Linked DNA regions of Mus musculus: region 2 is linked to region 1. A link is a contact called in ENCODE Hi-C or POLR2A ChIA-PET data. All regions are on one chromosome and are shown on one strand. Each heading gives the region's core, a stretch centred on a gene start or an enhancer-like site at or near the end of the contact. The rest is flanking DNA. Distances are from core to core; before and after follow the strand shown.

What was found. A loop is a pair of places that touch in the nucleus more often than their neighbours do. ChIA-PET counts read pairs that join two places held with the same protein, here RNA polymerase II (POLR2A).
Region 2: POLR2A ChIA-PET joins it to region 1 with 25 read pairs in Patski. The contact joins the promoter of Gas8 here to the promoter of Def8 in region 1. A Hi-C loop is called at or near these places in 1 of 37 maps with a recorded cell type or tissue (T-helper 2 cell). POLR2A ChIA-PET finds 5 or more read pairs at or near these places in 4 of 5 experiments (Patski and embryonic stem cell).

Annotation. Positions count from the first base shown.
Region 1 is chr8:123,440,047-123,444,454 of GRCm38, forward strand. Def8 (differentially expressed in FDCP 8) reads left to right here and starts at 2,910. Exons shown (of 12, transcript NM_054046.5): 1 at 2,910-3,005.
Region 2 is chr8:123,517,436-123,521,823 of GRCm38, forward strand. It overlaps Gas8 (growth arrest specific 8), which reads left to right and starts at 1,400. Exons shown (of 11, transcript NM_018855.2): 1 at 1,400-1,517; 2 at 3,169-3,255. The coding sequence starts at 1,515. It also overlaps a transcript of Dbndd1 not described here.

The DNA.
Region 1 (4,408 bases), core at 1,660-4,159:
GCTTGTTCTGTCTTCACCTGTGTCTAGTTTGTTCTCAGTCTGCAACCTGTCTCTGTACAACTGTCTCAGTAAAACCGCCTCCTCCCCCCCCCCCTCTCTCTCTCTTTCTCTTCTCTTCTCTTCTCTTCTCTTCTCTTCTCTTCTCTTCTCTTCTCTTCTCTTCTCTTCTCTTTGTACTGCTCCCTTTTATGTTGCCTCACTTTCCTCTCTCTTCTTGGAAGAGTTGAGCAGATCCTATTCTCTGATCTGGCTTCATTGTTTGGGATTAAAGGTGTGTACTAAGGGCATGTCTGTACTCTAGCCAGAGAGATTAAAGGTATGTGTTAAGAGCTGAGCCACACATCAATTAGAAGAAAAAAATGTTTCTCCAGTAAATAACACAACCTTGGGATTCACAATGTGATCAAATATCCTGCAATAAAGGTTTAGTCCATTTTCATCATGGAGGGGAGCATGGTGGCATGCAGGAAGACATGGTGCTGGAGAAGGACCCAAGAGATCTCTATCTGGATCCTCAGGCAGCAAGAAGAGTGAGACACCGGGATTGGCTTGGGTTTTTTGAAATCCCAAAACCCACCCTCAGTGACACACCTCCTTCCAAGAAGGCCACACTCACTCCAATAAGGCCACACTTCTAATCCTTCTCAAGTAGTTCCAGTCCTTGATGACTAAGCATTTAAATTTACAAGCCTATGGGAGCCGTTCTCATTCAAACCGCTACAATTTTCCTTTACTTTTTGCTTTTTTTTTTAATGGGACAGTGTCTCCTGTAATCCAAAGTAGTCTTGAACTCTCATGTAGCTAAGCCTTGTCTTGAACTTCCAGTATTCCTATCACTGCCTTTGAACTGTTGGAGTTACAGGCTTTCCTGTCTGTGGTGGTTTGAATGGGAATGGTCTCAGGGTTCATACATTTGAATTTTTTGTACTTAGTGCATAGAACTTGTTTTAGAAATGATTGAGAGGTATTTACCCTCGGGGTGGTTTTTGAGGTCTCAATAGCTCAGGCCAGGTCCTGTCTGTCTGTCTGTCTGTCTATCTGTCTGTCTCCCTGTCTCTGCCTCCAACTGTGAATCAGGATGCAAGTGCTTAGCTACTACTCTAGCACCATGCCTGCCTCTGAAACTATAAGCAATTCCCCAGTGAAATGGTTTCTTTTGTAACCGTTGCCTTGGTCATGGTGTCTCTTCGCAGCAAAAGAACAGGGACTAAGATGCCACATTCTTCAAATGTCATTTTCTAAGTGTGTGTCAACTCATTTCCTTTTGAATCTTAAGTCAGACGTCCAGCCTCACTATCTAATCTCAGGCCCCGCCTTACTAGCCTCTGTGTCCTTCAGCACACACCTGATCCATTTGCCTTTTCTACTTGTCTGTCTGGTCCTTGGGCAATGCAGCCTCCTCAAGTCTTGTCCTGATCATTTTCTGGTGATGTGCCTGAGCATGGCATATAGTTGTACTCAATAAAAGTGCTGTTGCATGCTGGGCGTGGTGGCGCACGCCTTTAATCACAGCACTCGGGAGGCAGAGGCAGGTGGATTTCTGAGTTCGAAGCCAGCCTGGTCTACAGAGTTCCAGGACAGCCTGGGCTACACAGGGATACCCTGTCTCGAAAAACCAAAAAAAAAAAAAAAAAGAAAGAAAAGAAAAAAAAAAAGAAAAGAAAAGAAAAGAAAAAGTGCTGTTGCATCAACGGAGAAACTGTCAAGACTCATAGTAATGAAGACAGGCAGACGTGGCTCCATCCTTGACTCTCTGTGAAGGTGAGGGCCCAGTGCTAGTACAGATATTGGCTCATATCACAAGCACTGGTATAGGCCTTCTAGCACAGAAGTAATAATCCAAAACACTTGCCTTTAGCTCTTAGCCTTTGGGATGAGGAACAAAGAGTCAGTAGAAATGTCAGAGGAGAGTCATCAGACAGTAACGAGTGCCTCTCCGATATCTCTGCTCACAGATGAGGAGGAAGTATTAGGAGAGACATTTGGCTGTGGTTAGGAAAGACTGTATCCTAAAGGCTGAGCCAGAGAGGCCTAAGTGTGGACCTGGCCTGTTAGGGGTAAGGAGGGTGAAGTCTGGTGAGAGAGCTGGGAGGTGAAGTCTGAGGCAGACTTCTTCCCTGGGATCCTCCAACTGCTGGGCTTGAGGTGCAGAGGGAGTCTGAGGGTGCTGAGGCTGTCATGGCTGTGGTGTCACCGTGGGGTGGGGAAGAAGGGCTGGTCCTGAGTCCGGTGGAAGTTAGATCAGACAAAGGAATGTGATCAGGAACGCACTGAAGGTTGGCCTCAGGTGGGAATGATTTATTCACTATCAGACAGAGGTGTGTTAGGTGTGTGGTGTGTGTATGTCTCTGTGTGTGTATGTGGTTTGATGTGCGTGTGGTGTGTGTAGTGTTATGTTGTGTGATGTGTATGTGTGGTGTGTGTAGTGTGTGTGGTGTGTGTAGTGTGTATGTAGTGTGTCATGTGTGTATGAGGTGTGTGTGTATGTGTATGGTGTGTATAGTATGTGTGTAGTGTGTATAGTGAGTGTGTGGTGTGTATGTGGTATGTCGTGTGTGTGTCGTGTGTATGAGTGTGTGGTGTGTAGTGTGTGTGTATGTGGTGTGATGTGTGTGTGTGGTGTTATTGTTGTTTTCTCAGATAGGACCTTTGGAGCTTGAGACGCACCTTAAATGTCTCGATGGTGGTGTCCTGGGGACAGCTGAATGTCAGTGTTGGGGATGTGGGGACATTGAGGGGTTACCACTGTGGAACCATTCCCTTGAATGCAATTACTAAGGCGTGGGGGTGGGGGAACTCAGGAGAAAAGACTCAGGGCAAAGGTAATGGACTCTATGGACCAGAAGCAGGAGACTTGGAGGTGCTCCAGCGAGCCAGCAGGGCAATCGGTGTCATGAACCTCCTGGCCGGAGGCGGCAGCAGCGGGCGGAGGAGCCGGTACAGTGTATCAGCGGCGGCGAACTACAGTGTAGCCAGCCGGTCCGGTACAATGTAGCGGCAGCCAGGTAAGCCAGAAAGCGGTCTCTGTAGGTGTCGGGGGGGTCTGGTGGGAAAGCAGGCGAGGGTCCAGATCTCAGCATGCAATCGCCACTGGTCGGACTCCGGGATCGGGCTTCTGACCCACGCACTCATGGTGCAGAACTGGCAGAGGCCTCAAGCAAGACGTCCAGCTCCCGGCTGCCGCCTGCTGGCTCTCCGCTGTGCGCAAGGCCTTGGTGACCTCATTGGTCCCCGCAGTACGTAGGGCAGAGCTTAGCGTCCACAGATGCCGACCCCCACCCCCAATCACCGGGTGGCTTCAGAGCCTGAGTATGGGACTCCCGGCCCAAGGACCCGCAGGGACTCGCCTTCTGCTATGTTGAGCTTTTCTGAGCCTTCGGTTTCACAACTATGAAATGGGTGAGGAAGGTCGTAGAGACCTGCCCCAGTGGGGACAGTCGCATCCTCAGAATGAATTCACGTTATAGCGGGTAGAAATGTGAGGTGCGCTTTGTTGCGCCTTCTGGGGTAGTTGAGAATTATTAACACTGGTCCTGCTTGGCCTGGATTGCCTGTCCATCCTTTTTAAGGGTGTGAGCAAATAGGATGTACTTTGGACTCCTGTGGCCCTTGGACTAGCACTTTTTGGTGGCTAAAGTAACACACCGGAGGCGGGCTCTTATTCACCATAATCTGTCTTGAACTTTCACCCAGTGCCTCTGATGTACCACAGACCCTTGGTCTTACTCTGAGGGTTTCAGTTGTCAAGTTGTAATTATTATTCGATTTAGGAGAGACCTCTGCAGGGGCTGGATGGAACAGTTTTCTTTTTTTTTTTTTTTTTTTTTGTCCTTTCTTGAGTATCTTTCCTGAGGCCAACCACGGATTCTGGGTGCAGATCTCTGTAAGGCTGGTGGGGAAATAGGAGATGGGGTCCTACTCAAAGCCGGCTGTTGCTTCCTGCAGCCTGGGCTGGGCTGAGGTGCTGTCTATTCGTACTCAGCTGAAAGAGCAATATGGTTCTCCAAACTGGTTCCAGACAAACCAGGAAGATGGGTTAAATGGCTCCATTGCTTAATTCATTCCTTGCTTTTGTTCCTGGTCAGGTGGTGGCAGTGCCAGTCAGGACATACATAAGGGAGCCATTTTCCTGGGAAAGGTAGCCCAGAGGAGAGTGGAGGGCAAGCTCTGGTCAAGGTCTCCCTGTCCCTCTGACTATATTCTAAACCATCGGGAGGTTTCCAGAGAAGGCGTCTGGAAGGGGCTCCTGTGGGCTCCACCCAGTTCCTTTAGACTGGGCTGGTCACCACATGGCGTCGGTGACTGCCCAGCAGCAACTCCCAGTTTCTGTTGTTACCAAACCACACACTCGTCCTTCCGCTCAGTCTTGGGCAAGAGAGTAGGGCTGCAATTGATTTCTTTCTTTCTT
Region 2 (4,388 bases), core at 150-2,649, 76 kb after region 1:
TTTTAGCTGCAGTGCTGTTGGAGCCTGTGACTGCACTGGCTAGTAGAGTGTGGGAGATGTGAGACAGTGCAACTCCCAAGGCTAGGTCTTTAGGAAAGAAATCCAGCTTTCTTGGAAGGCTCCCGTAAAAAACAGGCTACCCGGAGTCCACCTGTGTATGTTCCGGCTGACAATCTGAGCTCTCGGCTGACAGCATTCGACAGCTGACCTAACTGTGCTCAGGTGCTTCTAGGTGCTGCTTTTGAGTTTCCCAGGCGAGTGGGGCTCGCCTTAAAGTTCACTGACAGCAAACAGCGTGGCGGCTATGTTGGACTTTTGTTAAGATTTACTACAAATAAGCCACTGTTAGAATGCTCACAAGGATCCGGTGTTGTTCTTCCAGCGGGCCATTCTTCAAGAATCTGGGAGAGGGGACACTGGGAGGTTGGGTTAGCAAACAGGGGAGTCTCATTGCTAGGAGCCTCAGATCCCCACCACTGAGCAATCTTTCTCTCCTGCTGCATCCACTTATGGGTGTGGAATCTTCATCCTCAGAGCAGGCAGAGGAGCATAACCTGCTGTCCCTTCTGTTTCTGTTTTACCCTGTCCTGCTAAGCCACTTTGTTGTTGTTTTGCTTTTGTTTTGTTTCTCTTTCTTTTTATGTATGTGCATACACTGCAGCTGTACAGATGGTTGTGAGCCTTTATGTGGTTGTTATGCAGGGTGCAGCCCTGCTCCAAGCAACTCCAATCAACTCGCTTATTTATTATTATAAATAAATACACTGTAGCTGACTTCAGACGCATCAGAAGAGGGCGTCAGGTCTCATTATGGGTGGTTCTACCTTCAGAAGAGCAGTCAGTGCTCTTACCCGCTGAGCCATCTCTCCAGCATTTTTTTCTTTTTTTTTTTTTTTTTTTTTTTTTTTTTTTTGAGACAGGGTTTTTGGTATGTAGCCCAGGCTAGCTTCCAACGCATGCAGTCTTCCTCTCAGCTTCCCCAGTGGTCGCAGGCATAACACCCTTAGCGTTTTTCTTTCTGGAAGCCCAGCTTTACACGTTCAGTCTCATCAGAGCAGCATGTGGAAGGAATTTTCACAAGCAGGGCAAGGTGGATGGGCCGCAGGAGCGGGCTCTTAGCTCAATATTTGCATCCAATTTGGGAACTTGGCTTGGGAGGCAGATTAATCATTCAGACTTTTCTCTTTATCCGTTCCTCCTTGTGAGCGCCCGCCATGTAGACTCTGGAGAACCCGAGGAACCACAATAGGTTTCTTCTGTAGCCCAAGTTGTAGTGGGAGAGAGACCAGCAATACACCGAGGGCAACACTAGCTCTTCTGGCGCGTTGTTAGGGACGCACTCCCGGTTGCCCAGGTCCCTTAGGGCGGGGGTGGGTGGGAGGGGAGAACTGGAGGATAGTCTCGCGAGGATTTGAGAACCAGCACGGGATCTAGTCGGAGTTGCCAGGAGACCGCGCAGCCTCCTCTGACCAGCGCCCATCCCGGATTAGTGGAAGTGCTGGACTGCTGGCACCATGGTGAGTCGGCCTGTGCTCGGAGTGTCCAGTGCACAGAGAACCTGGGAGGCTTTCGTGCAGAAATGTGGAGAGGGTCGGGTCCCCGGGACTGGGAGGGCCTGCAATTTTGGATTACTAGAATGGAGAGCTGGGCGCAGTTCTTCCGTGTGGTCCCGGTTGGGGAGGCCAGGAGGCCGGGGCCTGCATTCAGGTTCTCTGGGATGATCATCACACTGGCTAGACTGAGAGTCCAGTGTGCAAGGCGTCCAGAAATCAGAAGCTGAGTCCGTCAGATCCTTGGGACCAGTACTTAAGGGCTCAGGGGTCAATTAAGTGTCCACAGGGCGCAGAATCCGGCACAGGAGAAACCCCGAGAACTCGGAGGTGGAAAACCTAGCGTGTACCATGTGGCCGGAGGCCTCCCTACCAAGGGCAGAGTGTCATGGAGTGACCAGGGATACACACCTTGGGTATCTCAGGCTCCTGAGAAGAAGAAGGCCGAAGCCCCCTGTCTCCTTTATTTTTCTCACATAATGCCCCGCCCCACCCAGGAGATAGATGCTGTCAGTAGTGCAGTGTCTTGGCAGATGTGCTAGGGCATGGGTCATTAGCTGGTGGGGTGGCATCTTCCTGCGTCTGCCTGCCTGGAACTATGGCCGATATTAACTGCTGCTTAATCTTCCCGCCAAGCATTTATGGCCTTGTCAAGGCTGCTAGAATAAAGCAGGCCCTGTGAGCAGTGTCTGCTGGGAACATCTGCAGACAGACACAGTGTGTGCGGTGTGCTCAAGACCAGAGTTCCCTGAAGTGGGTTCATAATGGCAGACACGAGTCAGGAAGCCTCAGATTCGGTCATTGCTGTGAGGTCTCTCCAAAAGGCTTATTCTCGGTCCTTGCTGATGAGGGTCTTCTGTGTCTCTGTGGTGGCTATGAAGCGTGGTTGCCAGTATACTTGTGGGGTGGGGCGGGTGTGTGTGTGTGTGTATCCCTCCTTTTTAAAGCCCAGATAAGTTTTTCTTTTTATCTTTTAGGTTTCCACACTACCTCCTCAAATGCTGCCTTTCCCAAAACACCCCTTCTCCACCCCCCCATAAGTTTTTCTTTTTTTTTTTTTAATGTAAGATTTGTTTTATATATGTGAGTACACTGCTGCTGTCCTCCAACACACCAGAAGAGGGCATCAGACCCCATTACAGATGGTTGTGAGCCACCATGTGGTTGCTGGGAATTGAACTCAGGACCTCTGGAAGAGCAGTCAGTGCTCTTAACCTCTGAGCCATCTCTCCAAAAGAATGTTTTTAACCGTAACAAAGAAATTCTTGTCCTACATCCAGGAGTGAATGGGTTTGAAGTGTTTTCTTTCTCCTTCCCTTCCCCCTTAGTGCTTCTCCAAATGAGATCTCTCTCCCTCCCCACCTCTGGTATATTAATGGGGGGGAGGGATCAGTATAATGATACCCCCTAGGTAAATGTTCCAGTCAGCACTGTGTGAACAGTCAAGGTCAAGATTCTAAACAGGCATTCCTTCCCCTTATGCCTGTGTGAACCGAGTCAGTCAAAGAGGGACACCCTGAGGTAGAGCTGACCATGTGAGCAGTCAGTCCATCAAGGAGGGACACCCTGAGATAGAGTTGTCCTGTACTTAACTCAGTCCTCTCTTCTTCACACAAAGGCACCCAAAAAGAAAGGGAAGAAGGGGAAAGCCAAAGGGACCGCGATTGTTGATGGCGTCGCACCAGAGGACATGACCAAGGAGCAGGTGAGCACAGCCCTTGGAGCCTGGCTCAAGGGTGGGGTAGGCACCGCTGCAGATGTGCTGGCGAAACTCTTATCTGTGTGTCTGTCTACTCTCAGTCTGTCCAAACGTAACGTGTCTATCCCGTGCCCGTAGTTTCCTCACTTCACCTGGCATGACATACTTTTAAATGCAGTGTATCCATGTGAGGACACTTTGTAATAGGAACCTGGAAGGCGTCCCCCCACCCCTCGAATATGATAGGTATTTTTAAACTTTGTGCATTTTATTTCATCCTTATCTTTTCATATACCCAGTGGTCACAGAGCTGATTTGTAAGTGTTAAGACAGATATGTCATTCTTTGTTTGCCAGTAAACATTATATCAAAGGGGAAGATTTTAGCCAAGTGTGGTGGCGCCTGCCTTGGGAGGCAGAGGCAGGTAGATTAATCTCAGTAATTTCAAGGCCAGTCTAATCTACATAGTGAGTTCTGAGTCAGCCAAAGCTATATAGAAAGGCACCGTTTCAAAAAACCAAAAAAAGAAGGAGAAAAAAGGAAAGTTTTAAAAGGAACACAATTTACTTAAAACTACATTGTCTTCGTCTGATTAATTACTCACGTTTTTTTTGTTTTTTGTTTTTTTGTTTTTGTTTTTTGGTTTTTCCGAGCAGGGTTTTTCTGTGTAGCCCTGGCTGTCCTGGAACTCACTCTGTAGACCAGGCTGGCCTCAAACTCAGAAATCTGCCTGCCTCTGCCTCCCAGTGCTGGGATTAAAGGCGTGCGTCACCACCGCCCGGCACACCCCCAGTTTTTAAAATTAGTGTTCTGTCTTTCATTTATACATCTGGACAACATGTGTGGGTTGGTTCTTTCCTCCACTGTGTAGGAGTTGGGATTGAACTCAGGTTTTCCGGCTTGGCAGCAGACCCCTTTACCTGCTGAACCATTGTGCTGGCCCCTGGCTGTTTTATTTTTGACAAAACTTCCAATAAGGGGTAGCCCTATTGGGGCTGCCTCTGTTTGACTGCTCATGCTTAGCTTGGGAGGAGGTTTTCTTCATTTACTTTATTTTTTTGTTAAGACTGGTGCCACACCACTGAGCTACACCCCTGGTTCTGGAGGGATGTCTTCAGTATATGTTTAGGTTGTATTGT